Regions from separate parts of the Homo sapiens genome. Here region 2 is linked to region 1. Evidence: read pairs that join two places in POLR2A ChIA-PET (ENCODE). Cell type or tissue: PC-9. All regions are shown on one strand.

Region 1 (5,000 bases):
GTCCTGGGACACGGCTGGACCCCTCGGGCTGGCAGCTCGGCGGCAGAAAAGGCAGCGGGCGCTGGGAGACAGCGGCTGCCCACGCAGTTCTGCTCAGGCTCAGGCTCTGGTTTCGAGCGGGCCCGCTAGTCCTGGTCCTGCTCGAGTGCGCACCTGCGGGGTAAATGGCGCCGAATCCCTGCAGCCGTTGCCGCCATCGCGGCCGCTGCGCGGAGCCTCCCGGCTTCGTCTCCTTGCGCCCCGCGGGAGGTGAAACTTCACCCAAGTTTGGGTTCTGGGGAGAACGTATTGAAGCCGGGAGTGGCTCGGGTCGGGGTCACAGACTGGGAATGGGGGTGGGTGGGGGGACGGAGCCGGTCTCCATCAGGGCCGTCCAGGGGGTGGGCTGTGTATCCACGACCCTGGGGCGTTGGCGCTCGCCCCTGGGGAAGGAGCGGGTGGGCTGTCGGGCCACCGAGTAGAAGGAGCCAGCGATCGGGGTTGAGTGGTAGATCCTGCGGACTTCCGCAAGGACAAAGTTTGGTTCTTTGGCCGCTTTGTGGAGCCTCTGTCTGTGTCCAGCGCGGAAAGCGGAAAGTGCAGCATAGACGCGCTCCTGACCCCACCTCCTCACTCCAGCCTCCGCTTCTCCACCCCCCACCCCCATTCTGCCCGGCCTTGGCTGGGGCAGGTCCTGGACCAGAAAGGCGAAGGGAAGAGGGACAGCCTTTCAATGAAGGCCCACTACGTGCCAGGCCCCGTGCCTGGCTCCTCCCCCTTCCCATCAGGGCCCTCCCAACCCAGGGACCCGCACGTGTGTGCAGGGAGGGGGACAGGGGAGAAGACTCCACTGTGCACGCGGGGGTGGTGGCCCCGCCGAGCCCTCCTGGTCCCTGGTTTCCCCAGTGAATGAGGCTCGCGGCTGGGGCCTCTGCACCCAGGCCTGTGTCTCTCCTCGCGGTGCCCCGGAACCCCGTCGGGCTGCGGCGTCTCATTAGCCTGCCTCTGTCCTTCCCGCAGCTGAGGCCCCAGGGGCCACGCGGAGGCTCACGAGGAGGCCGGCGGCCACGCGCATCCCGTAGCCCAGGTGGCCCAGGGCTGCACCCCGGCGGCCTCGGCGCCATGGAGTCCTGGTATTCGCTGATGGCGCACTACGATGAGTTCCAGGAGGTCAAGTATGTGAGTCACTGCGGCGCGGGGGGCGCTTGCGGGGACTTTCTGCCCGCAGGCCACCGGGCCCAGGCCGGGCTGCAGCTCTGGAAGCGGCGCAAGTTGAACCTGCTGTCGGGCTGGTGTTTGCAGCCGGCCTCTGCTCCATCCTGGCGGCTATGCTGGTGCTCAAGTACCTGGGCCCGGTCGCGGCCGGCGGCGGAGCCTGTCCTGAAGGCTGTCCTGAGCGCAAGACTTCGCGTGCACCGCTCGCTTCTTGGCCGCCAACCTGGACGCCAGCATCGACCCATGCCAGGACTTATACTCGTTCGCCTGCGGCGGCTGGCTGCGGCGCCATGCCATCCCCGACGACAAGCTCACCTACGGCACCATCGCGGCCATCGGCTAGCAGAACGAGGAGCGCCTGCGGCGCCTGCTGGCTCGGCCCAAGGGTGGACCCGGCGGCGCTGCCCAGCACTAGGTGCGCTCCTTCTTCCGCTTGTGCCTCGAGATGCGCGAGATCGAACGACTGAACCCGCTGCTCATGCTGGAGGTCATCGAGGACTGCGGGGGCTGGGACCTGCGCGGCGCGGCGGAGCGCCGGGGGGTTGCTGCGCGATGGGACCTCAACTGGCTGCTGTAAAAAAGTGCAGGGCGTGTACAGCGCCGCCGCGCTCTTCTCGCTTATGGTCAGCCTGGACGACAGGAACTCTTTGCGCTACGTCGTCCGTGTGAGTGCGCGCGTTGAGCGCCCCGCCAGCTGCCGTAGACCCGGGGCGCAGTGGCCTTGCCCAGGGGTCCCTGAGGGCGGGAGGAGGGTGCGCGAGAGGAGAGGAAGGGAAAGCAGGGGAGGGGAGGGAGCGCACAGTGGCAGCGCGCGGGAGGAGGTCATAAGTAATTTCCCCGGGGTAACTGCGGTGTTCAGCGGTGCAGCCATTTCCCAGCCCTCTGGCAGGCAGTGGGGAGCGGGTGGGGTGCGCGGCAATATATTCAAGCTTATGTACAAAGCATTTGAGGTCTAGTTGAAGAAACAACTTGAAGAATGGTCTCGCAGCAATTACAAACAAATACCCTTCAGCAATTACAAGAAGGCTTTCAATGACTGAACCCGAATACTTGGTTGTCTGGGTTAAACATACGCATTTGGGTGATGGCCGCTATATTCTTTTTTGTATCTGATTGCTAGGGTGATGGCCGCTATATTCTTTTTTGTATCTGATTGCTAGGCTTCTGTAAATGGCTCTGTGCTGCCACCCGAAGCATCTATGACCAGGGAAGAAGGATAGAAGCTTATTTTGCGTTGGATAACCAGCAAGCTCTAAGAATTAAAGAAGGGGGAGATGTGGGGGGTGCACGACGATATATTCAAACTTATGTACAAGGCATTTGAGCTCGAGGCATGGAAAAATACTGAGGCACTGTGTGTACGTTGTTTGTGCGTGAGAATGTAACTCCTTGACACTGAAAACAGGACAAGGAGTGGAATGTGTGATAAGGAGCGCTGAAAACAGCCTCCTAGGAATGTGGTCTGAGTGCTTTTACAAGGCCGTATGTGCCTCATGACCCCACGGCAAAAACCCATCTGGTGGATGTTTGTGGTTTAACAAGCCTTCTAATAAATACTTGGCGGATGGATTTTGGGGCGGCACTCTCTCAGAGGAGTTGCCGCCTGCCCCACTCAGCTGGAATTGTCTGAGTACTTCATTCTCTGGCGTTCACAGCAGCTACAAGCTGCAAGGGGTGACCCCAACGTGACCACCTTGAAATTACGCGTGGAGCAGGTCGACTCATCAACTTTGGGTACTAAAAATACCAAAACTTAGCTGGGCGTGGTGGCGGGTGCCTGTAATCGCAGCTACTCAGGAGGCTGAGGCAGGAGAATTGCTTGAACCCGGGAGGCAGATGTTGCAGTGAGCCGAGATCGCGCCATTGCACTCCAGCCTGGGCAATAAGAGCGAAACTCTGTCTCAAACAAAACAAAACTCTTGCTAAGGAAAGAGCAAATTTTTGAGCAGAAGTTTGAAAATATTTATTTGACACTTGATTTTGGGGTAAACAATGTATTAGACTCATAAACACTCATACCTACACAGGAAAAGGAAGCTTGAGAACAGAATGACCTAATTTCAGAATAATCTTTTTCCTCTTCTTCTTCTTCTTTTTCTTCTTCTTCTTCTTCCTCTTCTTCCTCTTCCTCTTCCTCCTCTTCTTCTTCTTCCTCTTCTTCCTCCTCCTCTTCCTCTTCCTCCTCCTCTTCTTCTTTTCCTCCTCCTCCTCCTCCTCCTCCTCCTCCTCCTCCTCCTCCTCCTCCTCCTTCTTCTTCTTCTTCTTCTTCTTCTTCTTCTTCTTCTTCCTTCTTCTTCTTCCTTCTTCTTCTTCTTCTTGGGATGGAGTTTCACTCTCGTCACCCAGGCTGGAGTGCAATGGTGCGATCTCGGCTCACTGCAACCTCTGCCTCCCGGATTCAAGCGATTCTCTTGTCTCAGCCTCCTGAGTAGCTAGGATTACGAGTGCCTGCCACCACACCTGGCTAATTTTTGTATTTTTAGTAGAGACAGGATTTCACCATGATGGCCAGGCTGGTCTCAAACTTCTGACCTCAAGTGATCTGCCTGTCTCGGCCTCCCAAAAGGCTGGGATTACAAGCATGAGCCACAACTCCTGGCCAGAATAATCTGTTTTTAAAATGTCTTCACTTTTAAAATATAGAAGTCCTTGGGTGTGAGCACTCATGTAAAACCTAAACATGCAGCACCTCCACATTGGTTAGAAAGAGGAACTTTCTAACCCACTGACAACTGGGAAGATAGAAATACACTAGCTGGATTTTACCAAAACCTTTGCATATTTGGTGGATGGAATGTAACAATGAGTATGATGATTTAGTAAGGCCAGCTAATGGTGTCTACCTTCTGTTCACCTCCCATATTTTTATGACAGCCACTAAAACCTAGAATTAGAAAAGAAAAAAAACTGTCCTGAGAGAGCCAGGTCCTCAAATACATGTATATATTTTTCCAGACAGGGTCTTGCTCTGTTGCCCAGGCTAGAGTGCAGTGGAGCAATCTTCTTTCACTGCAGCCTCGACCTCCCTGGACTCAGTTGTTGTTTTTGCAGAGACGGGATCTCACTATGTTGCCCAGGCTATTCTCAAACTCCTGAACTCAAGCGATCCTACCCGCTCTTCCTGCCAAAGTGCTGTGATTGCAGGTGTTGAGCCGCCATGCCTGCCAAATAGATGTTTTACAATGTTAAAATAATTTTCATATGCAAGGAAGCATTCAATCATGCTAATATTTCTAGTGAGCACAAAATGCTTGCTTTTTTTTTTTTCTTAAGACAGAGTGGCTCTGTCGCACAGGCTGGAGTGCAGTGGTATGATCTCAATTCACTGCAACCTCCCAGGTTCAATCAATTCTCCTGCCTCAGCCTCCCAAGTAGCTGGGATTACAGGTGCCGACCACCACGCCCGGCTAATTTTTGTAGTTTTAGTAGAGACCGTGTTTTAGTTTAGACCAGTTTTAGTTTCACCATGTTGGCTGGGCTGGTCTCAAACTCCTCACTTCAGGTGATCCTCCCACCACAGCCTCCTGAGTAGCTGGGACCACAGGCATGGGCCACGAGGCTTGGCTAATTTTTGTATTTTTTGTAATAGTGTAAACTTTGCTGGAAAATGTGGCTGATTTCACCTTTAATTCTTTTCGGCCAGACACGTGGCTCACACCTGTAATCCCAAACTTTGGGAGGCCAAGGCGGGTGGATCACCTGAGGTCAGGAGTTGGAGACCTGCCTGGCCAATATGGTGAAACCCCGTCTCTACTAAAAATACAAAAACTAGCCAGGCATGGTGGTGCACACTTGTTGACCCCTGG
Region 2 (5,000 bases), 520 kb after region 1:
GTCTACTGATGTTCTGTGATGGAAAGGGGGAAAGGAAGGGACAGGGAGAAGGATAAATACAAATTAAACACACATACATTTAAGTGTAGAATGAAAAAAGAAATTTTCAAAAAAAAAATTGGTCAAACCCACACTCAAGGAAAAATGAAAAAGCCTAGGGTTACATGGTTTTTATCCTATTTCTACTGATTATTAGGTTAAGACTCAGAGTAAATCACTTTTCTTTTCTTTTCTTTTCTTTTCTTTTTTTGAGATAAAGTTTTGCTCTTGTTGCCCAGGCTGGAGTGCAATGGCATGATCTTGGCTCACTGCAACCTCCACCTCCTGGTTTCAAGCGATTCTCCTGCCTCAGCCTCTGGAGTAGCTGGGATTACAGGTGCCTGCCACCACACCCCGCTTATTTTTTAAAAAATATTTTTAGTAGAGACAGAGTTTTACCATGTTGGCCAGGCTGGTGTCGAACTCCTGACCTTCAGGTGATCCACCCGCCTCGGCCTCCCAAAGTGTTGAGATTACAGGCATGAGCCACTGTGCCCGGCCCACTTGTTCTTACTATGTTTGGATTTCCAATTTGTAACAGTGTAGAGACTACATATTATATTATTCATTTCAAAGGAGTAAGTGGGAAGATATATAAGGAATACTTTATGTGTTTCCTGGGGAAAACCAGCTTCAATCAATAGAAGAAATACCAGTCCCAATATTGTGAATTTCAAAATAGAAAAAGAACACTGAACATCGACGATAATGTTTTAGAAAAATTTTAAGTTTTATCTCTAATGAGGACAGCAATCTGTTCTTACCCTATTCAAAATCTTCAGTGCTGTTCATATTTAATCTTAAAGAGTCACAGGACATAGTAACAAATGAGTTAGTTAATTATAATGTGAACTGCTCAGATGTATTATTTATCCAAACAGTACACCCCTAAGGGAAAGCTTGTTTGTTTGTTTGTTTGTGACGTAGTCTCGCTCTCATCGCCCAGGCTAGAGTGCAGTGGCTCCATCTCAGCTCACTGCAACCTCTGCCTCCTGGGTTCTAGCAATTCTCCTGCCTCAGCCTCCCTAGTAGCTGGAATTACAGGCGTCTGCCACTATGCCCAGCATTTTTGTATTTTAGTAGAGATGGGGTTTCACCGTGTTGGCCAGGCTGGTCTCGAACTCCTGACCTTAAGTGATCCACCGGTCTCCACCTCCCAAAGGGCTGGGATTACAGGCGTGAGCCACTGCGCCTGGCCAAAATTTGAATAAATAAAAGATCATGACAGCATAATAGAGACTTGTAATACTCAATCGTTCAGAAGTAAATTTTCCTTTTTTTTTTTTTTTTTGATCTTCTCTGTTTTATAAAATTAAAATCAGGTGAACGAACTATATTAAGATTCTAGTGATTTTGTCCACATGTATTATGGGATCAGTGCCTTGGCAATTTCTTGAAATTGAGAGCCCAACACCACCCAAAGGACACAATTGTAGATGCTGAGGAAAACAAAGAAAAGAAAATGACAAAAAGAAATGAAAAGAGAACTCGGGAGGTTGAGGAAGGAGAATCGCTTGAACTCAGGAGGCAGAGGTTGCAGTGAGCCGAGGTCTGCACCACTGCACTCCAGCTTGGGTGACAGAGTGCGACCTCATCTCAATGAAAAGAATAACGAAATGAAAAGAGAAAAACAGAATGATCCAATCTTTTGCTTATGGTCGAAGTTCTTAAAAATCTATTATATCTATGGATCAGTTTGATACTAGCTAAAAATTCGGACGTTAGGGCAACGCCTCCTCAAATTCTGATTCAATACTGCTGGACTTCAAAAATAAAGTCCCCTAAAGTGATTGTCACGTGGGTGGCTCTCAGACAGCATTTTGAGAATAACTACTGTAATGATTAAACCTTGGGGAAAAAATCTTGAAGAGTCATTTGCCTAATTTCTGGCCACTTTCTCATCAGGAGGAAAAAAAATGAAACCAGAAAGAACGCTTCCATTATTATATTCTTGAATTTCTTAATCATTTCTGGGTATCTTGTTCCTTGACTGATCTTTAATTGCAATTCCAAGGCAAAAATAAACACAGTCCTTTCTACTTTGCTATCTAGCATGTAGAATAACTTTTTATCAAAAACAGAATTCGGCTTCTAACTTCACAACTCCTTTGCCCATTCTTTAATTGGGTTGTCTTTTTATTACTGAATTTAAAGAGTTCTTTAATATTCTAGATTCCAGTCCCTTATCAGATATATAATTTTCAAATATTTTCTCCCATCAGTGGGTTGTCTTTGCCTCTCTTGTTGGTATCATGAATGCTTTTAATTTGATAAAGTCCAATTTACCTATTTTTTCTTTGGTTGCTTGTGCTTTTGGTATCATACCTAAGAAGCCACTCCCAAATCCAAGGTGGCAAAGATTTACCTCTATGGTTTTTTTTTTCCTAAGAATTTGTTTTAGGCCAGGTGTGGTGGTTCACGCCTGTGATCCCAGCACTTTGGGAGGCCGAGGTGGGTGGATCACCTAGGTCAGGAGTTCGAGACTGGCCTGGCCAACATGGTGAAACTCCGTCTCTACTAAAAATACAAAAATTAGCTGGGCATCGTGGTGGGCACCTGTAATCCCAGCTACTCAGGAGGCTGAGGCAGGAGAATCACTTGAACCCGGGAGGCAGAGGTTGCAGTGAGTCAAGATGGCACCATTGCACTCCAGCCTGGGTGACAGAGTGAGATGCCGTCTCAAAAAAAAAAAAAAAATTTGTTTTAGCTTACATTTCAGTCTATGATAGCTCTTACAGTTAGCTCTTTGAGCTAATTTTTGTAGACGTATGAGGTAGGTATACAACTTTATTATTATGATTATATTTTGCATGTAGATATCCAGTTGTCCCAGAGCCATCTGTTGAAAAAAAAAAAACAATTCTTTCCCTCACTGTTTTGGAACCCTTATCAAAAATCAATGAACTGTCAATGTGAGGGTTGATTTCTGGGATCTTCTGTTCTATTCCACTGATCTTTATGTCCAACCTTATGCCACTACCGCAATTTTGCTTACTGTTGCTTTTTAGTAAGTTTTGAAATCAGGAAGTGTGAGTCCTCCAACTGTCTTCTTTTTCAGGATTGTTTTGGCTGTTTGCTTGTTTGATTGCTATTGGTAACTCTGGAGACCTTGAGTTTCCACATGCATTTTAGGGGCAGCTTGTCCATTTCTGCAAAGAACCCAGGCAGAATTCTGACGGAGATTGCACTGAATCTGTAGATCAGTTTGGGGAGTCTTTCCGTTTTAACAATATTTAGGTATTTTGATCTATCAACATAAGGTGTCTTTCCATTTATTTAAATCTTTTAAATGTCCACAATATTTTGTAGTTTTAAGAGCATACATTTTACACTTCTGTTTTTAAATTTATTCCTAGGCTTTTTATTTTTTATTTTTTTATTTTTTTGAGATGGAGTCTCACTCTGTCACCCAGGCTGGAGTGCAGTGACACGATCTTGGCTCACTGCAACCTTTGTCTCCCAGGTTCAAGCGATTCTCCTGCCTCAGCCTCCCGAGTAGCTGGGATTACAGGCACCGACGACCACTCCCAGCTAATTTTTGTATTTTTAGTAGAGACAGGGTTTCACCATGTTGGCCAGGCTGGTCTCAGCATTTTATTTTTTCTTGCTATAAATGAAATCACTTGCATAATTTCATTTTCAGATTTCAGATCACAGGTGTATAGAAATACAACTGATTTTGTATATTGATCCTGCAACTTTGTATCCTATAACCTTGCTGAGCATGTTTAGTAGTTCTAAGAGTGTGCCTTGTGTTTTTAACACTATGTATATGGAGAAGAACTGTGATGTTGGGAAAGCTTTCTCAACCCACTTCATTCTGAAAGTTCAAGAAAATGAATTTTGTATAAAAAATGGGGAATACAAAGTACCAACGTGAAATCGCATCCAAAGTGTCTGTGACAATAAAAGAAAATATAGAGCAGAATAACATCCATACAATGAGCAAAACTATACTAATGATTTCAAATAAAGAAAAAATACCTTAAAAGTATCAGAACTGGAAAGACCAAGAAATGAGATTATGGCAGCTGGGACAGATTTTGAAATAAAATGAAAAATGATTTCACATATAAAGATTAAATTAGAAGACACATGAGTGATTCGAATGATGCTTCATGAGAAACAGAATGTGAAAAGGGAGAAATTTTTTAAATAAAAAAGAAATGAACACACATAAGGAATTCAAGAAAAAAAATGACAAATACTGGAAATGTCAAAGAAAATCCAACACACAGATAACAGGAGTCCCTGAAAATGACAATCAAAGCAAGAGAACAGGAAAAATAAATACTAAAAGCTATAATTTAAGGAAACTCTCCTGAAATTAAAAGAAAAGGAGAAAGAAAAAAATGTTTGATACCACATTGCATTACTCAGGAAACATTCAGGAGAGAGAAACCACAAAATAATTTGAAAAAGGAATGTTCAATATAAAGAATTACTGCCAGGCATGGTGGCTCACGCCTGTAATCCCAGCACTTTGGGAGGCCGAGGCAGGTGGATCACCTGAGGTCAGGAGTTCGAGACCAGCCTGGCCAACATGGTGAAATCCCATCTGTACTAAAAAAATACAAAAATTAGCCAGGCATGGTGGTGCACGCCTATAATTCCAGCTACTTGGGAGGAGAATCACTTGAATCTGGGAGGCAGAGGCTACAGTGAGCCGAGATCACGCCACTGCACTTCAGCCTGGGTGACAAAGTGAGACTCTGTCTCAAAAAAAAAGAAGAAAAGAACAGTATGATGAACTCATGAGGTATTTTGTCTATCATTCTACGTCTGTTATTTCTGGCCTCGAAACAATGACAAACCCAGTAACAGTGAGCATCCCTGGAGTCCACATGTGGTCATGAAATATCCTTTCCGACTGACAGGGCTGCATGAGAAAACATACAAAAGGAGCTTGGAACATCTTGAGATACATGATGGCACAGGAACCATCATTCTCTACTGGGCTT

The links. Peaks named below come from ENCODE experiments on the same cell type or tissue, not always from the same donor. Only the 100,000 strongest peaks of a DNase experiment are listed, where the experiment ranks them.
Region 2: POLR2A ChIA-PET joins it to region 1 with 15 read pairs; 4 of 35 experiments call an interaction of 5 or more read pairs at or near these places.

What each region holds. Positions count from the first base shown.
Region 1 is chr2:232,383,559-232,388,558 of GRCh38, reverse strand. It overlaps the pseudogene ECEL1P2. Among named protein-coding and RNA genes, the nearest start is that of ALPP, 7.3 kb to the right of the region's middle. In PC-9, CTCF peaks have their summits at 2,333 and 2,535; a DNase peak (open chromatin) is centred at 2,648; H3K4me3 peaks cover 542 bases; H3K27ac peaks cover 3,003 bases.
Region 2 is chr2:231,864,691-231,869,690 of GRCh38, reverse strand. No RefSeq gene overlaps it. Among named protein-coding and RNA genes, the nearest start is that of MIR1471, 25 kb to the left of the region's middle. In PC-9, no CTCF peak of the experiment used is centred here; no DNase peak of the experiment used is centred here.